Linked DNA regions of Homo sapiens: region 2 is linked to region 1. Evidence: read pairs that join two places in POLR2A ChIA-PET (ENCODE). Cell type or tissue: OCI-LY7. All regions are shown on one strand. Each heading gives the region's core, and the rest is flanking DNA. Links, peaks and the distances in the headings are about the cores only.

Region 1 (2,912 bases), core at 144-2,643:
TAAACTGGAGCCGGAGGGAGTAAGAGTTAACAGGAGAAGGAGGGCGGGAAGGTGGGGCTTCCTAGGAGGCACGCACAGTACCCGAGCCCTGAGCCCTGAGCTGGGGAACAGTGGGGCAGGGTTAGGGAATGAGGACAGGAGGACAGCCAGCCCTCCAGGACAGGAGTGCATACTAGAAGGGATGCAGAGGAAGCAGAGCCAGGCAGGTGGGACATCGCAGGTGGGGTCATAATTTTCGACCCAATGGCAGTGGAAAGCAGCTGAGGTCTGGTAACCAAGAGTGTGACCCAGTGAGATTCATGGTTTAGAGACAGTGTGCTTTCAGAACCAGGAGAAAGATGGGTGGCCACTCGGACCAGAGTGATCGCCCAGAGATGGAGGCCTCATAGACTGGAGAAATGTTTTCTACTCGAAATCACCACACTTGAAGATTGGTTGGAGCGGAGTTGGAGGAAAAGGAAAGGCTGACTGAAAGTGTCTGGGGAGTGATATTGAGAGGAGTGTGGATTCGTAGAACACACACCTGGATGGGGAGAGCGGACACCCGAACTCCATCACGGAAAGCCCTGGAAGCCTTGGGAAAGGATGAGTTGACGAGCAGCTGTGTTGAAGGCCACCCCTGTGGGGGATGGTGGTGTGCTGAGGCCGGCCACTATCAGCTGCTTTCTAGACTGAGTGGCTCTGTTTCATGCAATTTTTATAGAATTTTGTGTGCTAAGTAGGACACATGATCTTTTAATTACAGAGCAGAACCATAACCAAGCTCAGACCTTGGAGCCTGCTGCATTTGGTGTTGACTGAGGACTGCCCTCAGCCTGCCTGGCGAGTCAACACCTTGCAGATCATCACCATCCACTCCCCAAGTGTCCAGATGATTGGGCTTCCTGAAGTGGCTGCAGATCTTGCTCTGACTCCAGGTTGGATAAAGTGAGGTTGAAGGTGGGGGTGTCAAAGGTGACTCAGATTTCACCAGGTGCAGGGAGCTTTCCAGGGATGGGGAAGACACGCCAAGGCTCTCTGAGGAGGCAAAGGCCAGGTGCATCCTGTGCGTGTTGCTTGCAAGAATCTTTGCATACTGAGTGGAGAAGGTCAGGTGCATCCTGTGTGTGTTGCTTGCAGGGATCTTTGCATACCGAATGGAGAAGGTCAGGTGCATCCTGTGCATGTCGCTTGCAGGGATCTTTGCATACCGAATGGAGAAGGTCAGGTGCATCCTGTGCATGTCGCTTGCAGGGATCTTTGCATACTGAGTGGAGAAGGTCAGGTGCATCCTGTGTGTGTTGCTTGCAGGGATATTTGCATACTGAGGGGAGGTGTGCAGATGCAGGAGTGGAGCTCATCGGATCCCTTACAAGGCGATGCATTGATTTCATGTCTAACCTGAGAACTGCAGTTTTTAGTCCCTTTTACGAGGCTGGGGAGCCAGGAGAAGCACGGCATTTGGGGAGAAAGGCAGTCACCTTGAGCTTGGATATGCCACATTGAGGCCTTTGTCACACACTCCATCCAAGTAGAGATTAATCCAGGACAGTGGGGCCTCGATGTGGCCTCTCTCCTTTCGGATTTGTGATCTAAGCCTGCATCCTGCTGTTTTAATTCACCCTTCAGCCTCTAAGCCCCACAGGTTCTGGTCTTTGGTGAAATCTAAGTAATGACCATCCCCTTCCTGGGAGAATCTTCTGTTTTCTCCCACCTGACTGACTCCTTTGTTTCCAGCCACCCTTTGCAATTTGGGTCACAGAAGTACCACTCAAGTGCTCCATCAGGGAACTGACCACATGCAGTGTGGAACCTTTGGTGGGACCACGTTGACAAGGGTGGCCTCTGCGCCTTTGGCTAGGGAGAAGACTTCTAAGTGGGTTGCAATTCTGTGTGCTCAATTATTCAGCAGACTTTTTAGCTGAAAGTGTTGAAAGGATTTGCAATCTGTTATATTGCGGGTGCCTGCTATGAAATTCTCCATGTCCCTCGAGTTCTTTAGGCAACTGACAAAATGAGGGTATGAAATAACTTTTTGTTCCCTGTTAATAATGTCGGGGGAATGCAGAATCGATGCTTTTAAATATTTCATGGCCTTTCATTCTGAGATGGGTAAACAGAGGAGAAGCAAACTGCAAGACTTACATGTTAGTGGTCGGTAAAGACTAATGACCCAGCGCAGTAACTCATAAGACAAGTTGGGCTAAAAAATCTCCCACTGAGATCCCATTCCCCAAGGTGGCACAGACTGGCAAACCAAATGTGTGAGAAAGGGGGCAGGTGCGTTATTCCCCAACTTCACACCCCATGGCCCTGAATACCCTCCTGTTAATGCAGGCAGCAGAGGGAGGGGACACACCCTCCAGGAAGCAAGTGGGAGTCCCCACTTTTGTTTTTTTGTTTTTAGCCACTGCACTGCTGCACACAGATTTTCACTTTCTTTTGGAAGCAGAATGAACCCATTCAACACTTTGCTGATGAGAAAAAAGACATAAGGAGGGTGATATTTCTCAAAATCTAGTTTTTCCTGAAATTTAGCTGATATTAAATGACTCTTAGGCTCGCTCAAACGGGCACCCACACTAAAGATGATAAGAAACTGCCTTTGTCCTCTTCTTCCTATCCAAACGTCTGCTCCATCACCATCAATTCTGTCTTTAACCTCCTGTAACCGGGTCATGTTATTTCACCAAGTCTGCACTGGAAAAATTAACTACCTGGTTCCATATTGTCAAATCCAAGGGGCACAGTGAGTTCTTTTCCTATTTGACACTGTTGATCGCTCCCTCTGGCTTAACTCTCTCCTCATTAATTCTGTAAAATGACTTTATAGCACTTCTTCTTTTATCTCTCCAATCACGCTTCCCATTGTCCTTCAGAACATTTGTTTTACTGAATTTACTCTGTCCATCTCCTGCGCGCCACTGGTCTTC
Region 2 (2,912 bases), core at 128-2,627, 1.3 Mb after region 1:
CTATTGAGGACCTGACAGGGCAGATTCTCGGCTGCACAGGATTCCCTGTTAACCGCAGTGAGAAACACCAACCAAGCCAGCTTGAAAAGCAAACACATGAAGAGAAGGAGAACAGGACATCAGAAACCTGGAGAACGCGGGCTTTGAACGTCAGGGGCAGGTACTGTGCTTTGAAAGCAGAATGCGTCCCGTCCATTGTGAATCTCCTGAAGTAGGGCAGACTCCACATGGGCGAAAGGTGTTAGCCATGGAAGAGACATTGCAGGCACCATTCATTCAGTTTTCTCTCAGCTATTCTTGTAATCAAGGGTTACATCAATTTATTTCATAATCTTTCCAGAGCGCCTGCTCTGGGTTCTAGGCACTGGAGATTCAGCTATGAAGAAAAGAGAAATATTCCTTATCCTAGTGAAACTGTAGGGAGAGAGAGACCAAACAAACAACAGAAATAGGTAAACAGTATGATGATGAGCTTTCCTGAAAAAGAGAGAAAAGGGATGAGCAAGTGCAGTGCTACTTTGCGGGGTGACAGGGAGGCTCCCAGAGACTCAGGGGCTGAAAGCAGGGAGAGCAGAGGGATGTGGGTGTGTGTGTGCCCTGGACCCCCAGCGCTGGGTACAGTCTGATGAAAGGAGGGAGGGAGAAAGGAAGGGTAAACGGGGGGATGGAGGAACACATGAGCAAGGCAGCAAATTATTTTTTGTCTCTATGAAAAAAAAAAAAAAAAAAAAAAAAAACCCTGCTTCTGGCCCCCAGGACCTAACATTTCCGAGAGCTCACGTTGCAAACACAAGAGCTCTTTGGAGACAGAGGCTATGTCGCCCTCTCCTGTGTCACCACCCAAGGCTTGGTGCTTGCCTGTGGGTCTTCCCAGCTCTTCTCAGGATGCAAATCCCATGGTGGCGCGTCCCTGTTTAAAGCCCTCTGGTCCCGCTGGAGCAACGCCCAGCCCTTTGCCTGCCAGGGCCTCATCCATCTGTCCCGGCCTCTCTCCCTGCTGCACCTGCCCCAAGAACCTCACACCCAGCCCACCTGCCCCATCTTTCCTCTCCCCCCGCCCCTAGGCTGCCCCCCTTCTGAGGTCTTCTCCACTGTCCCCCTGTCCTGGGGCTCTGCTGCCCCTCCCTGGGATTTTACACCATTTTTTCATCATACGGAATTATTTTTGTTTCTTTCCTTGCTTTTTGTTTCTCCTAACTCACTCTGATGTCAGCGAGAGCAGGGCCTTTTCTCTCCAGATTCCTACCAAATTGCCCCCACCTAGCATCTCGCCTCCCGCAGGCTGGCTGCAAATCAATATTTCTTGAATAAATGAATGCATTTCGCCTGTGGATGTTTCTTCTGTCCTAAGCAGACCCATTTCCCTCCAAGCGGGGAATCAGCAAACGTACGTACAGGGCAAGTGAGCACCTATTTTCGGGTTTGTGAACCATGCAGTGTCGGCCTCAACTCCCCGATTCAGCTGCGGCAGTGTGGGGGTAGCCGTGGGTGACACGTCAGTGCAGAGCGTGGCTGCGTTCCAGTGGGACTTTATTTATAGACACTGAAATTTGAATTTCATATCATTGCCATGTATCATGAAGTGGTATGTTTAAATTTTTTCCTATTTAAAAATGTTTTTTAAAACGTCTTAGCTCACAGACCCTGCAAAAGCAGGCAGCAGGGCCACATTTGGCCACACAAGCCATCTGTATCGACCCCTGCCCTGCGAGATGCATTTGAGAATGGAAAGATTTGGTCAGTCCATACGCTCATGTTTATTGAGTGTCTACGAAGGGCTCCACGCTGGACGTGGGGAGGGTGAGACAGAGAATGAGTACGACATGGAGCCTCCGCCCAGGCGTCCTGGGCACCTGCACATAGGGTGTGCAGCCTGCAGCAAGGGGCATCTGGACGCCAGATGAGCCAAGTGCAGCCAAGGAGAAGTAGCCCTGGCTCTGCTGGCGGCATCAGGGATGCTGCTTGGAAGGGTTTGAAGAGCTCCAAGCCAACACAGCGATAGATAGAGGATGTCAGCGGGCAGAGGGTAACCAGGACCCACAACAGCGTGGTGCCCGTGAAGACGGCAGGCCACTGTGGTTTTCAGAAGGGTGCAGCCCAGGAATACACGTTCCTCGGGACCCTGAGACTTCTGGTAGACTCCCCACCCAGGCAACAGGGGAGTTGTGTGGAGTCCCCACTCTGTTACCATGGGCCCCATGGAGAACCCTGGAAGAGAGGCTGTAGCTGTCAGGGAGTGGCAGAGCTGTGGAGCATATTGATTAATGGATCAATGTCAAGTTGGAGGGAAGTCTCCAGTGGCACCTGTCCACTCCCCATCCTGGTCCGTTTCTATCAATGACTTGGATGAGCTGTAACAGACCTGCTTGTCAAATGTGCAGATCAAAGCTCACAGGGGAGGCTAATGTGGTGGAGGAAATTGTCCAGACAGAAAAGACCTCTTGACAGGCCGAAACAATGGACTGAAGTGAACAAGATGGAATTGAGTAGGGTTAAAAGTGAAGCCCTGCTTGTTCCCTGGATTAAAACAAAAACCAACCGCAGGTAAACAAAACGGTTTGTGATTCATGCCGTGTACACCTGCGGGTGTTGCTGGCCCCAGCCCTGAGCCCAGATCATCAGACGGGCTGCCCCGCACGCGAGGGACCCCAGCCCCCTACAGAGGGGCCAGCCTGGGAAAGGGCAAAGTGCACCCACTGCAGGATTGCAGGATTGCAACCGCGTCCGGGGTTACACTCCCTTTCAGTGGATGCTGACCACGAGGAACACATCCAGAGCAGAGTAACCAGTGCCAAGTGTGTGTTGGAAACGTGCAGGTCAGACGGAGGGCGACAGGCTGTTGGAAGCTCAGAGCAGTCCTCCACCCTCTCAGCGCCTCTGCTGGGAAAGAGGCTTCTAATGACTCTGGAAGA

The links. Peaks named below come from ENCODE experiments on the same cell type or tissue, not always from the same donor. Only the 100,000 strongest peaks of a DNase experiment are listed, where the experiment ranks them.
Region 2: POLR2A ChIA-PET joins it to region 1 with 5 read pairs; 1 of 35 experiments calls an interaction of 5 or more read pairs at or near these places.

The regions. Positions count from the first base shown.
Region 1 is chr22:49,378,902-49,381,813 of GRCh38, reverse strand. No RefSeq gene overlaps it. Among named protein-coding and RNA genes, the nearest start is that of MIR3667, 160 kb to the left of the region's middle. In OCI-LY7, for the core only: no CTCF peak of the experiment used is centred there; a DNase peak (open chromatin) is centred at 1,163; H3K4me3 peaks cover 2,101 bases; H3K27ac peaks cover 2,500 bases.
Region 2 is chr22:48,103,498-48,106,409 of GRCh38, reverse strand. No RefSeq gene overlaps it. Among named protein-coding and RNA genes, the nearest start is that of MIR3201, 170 kb to the left of the region's middle. In OCI-LY7, for the core only: no CTCF peak of the experiment used is centred there; a DNase peak (open chromatin) is centred at 1,408; H3K4me3 peaks cover 419 bases.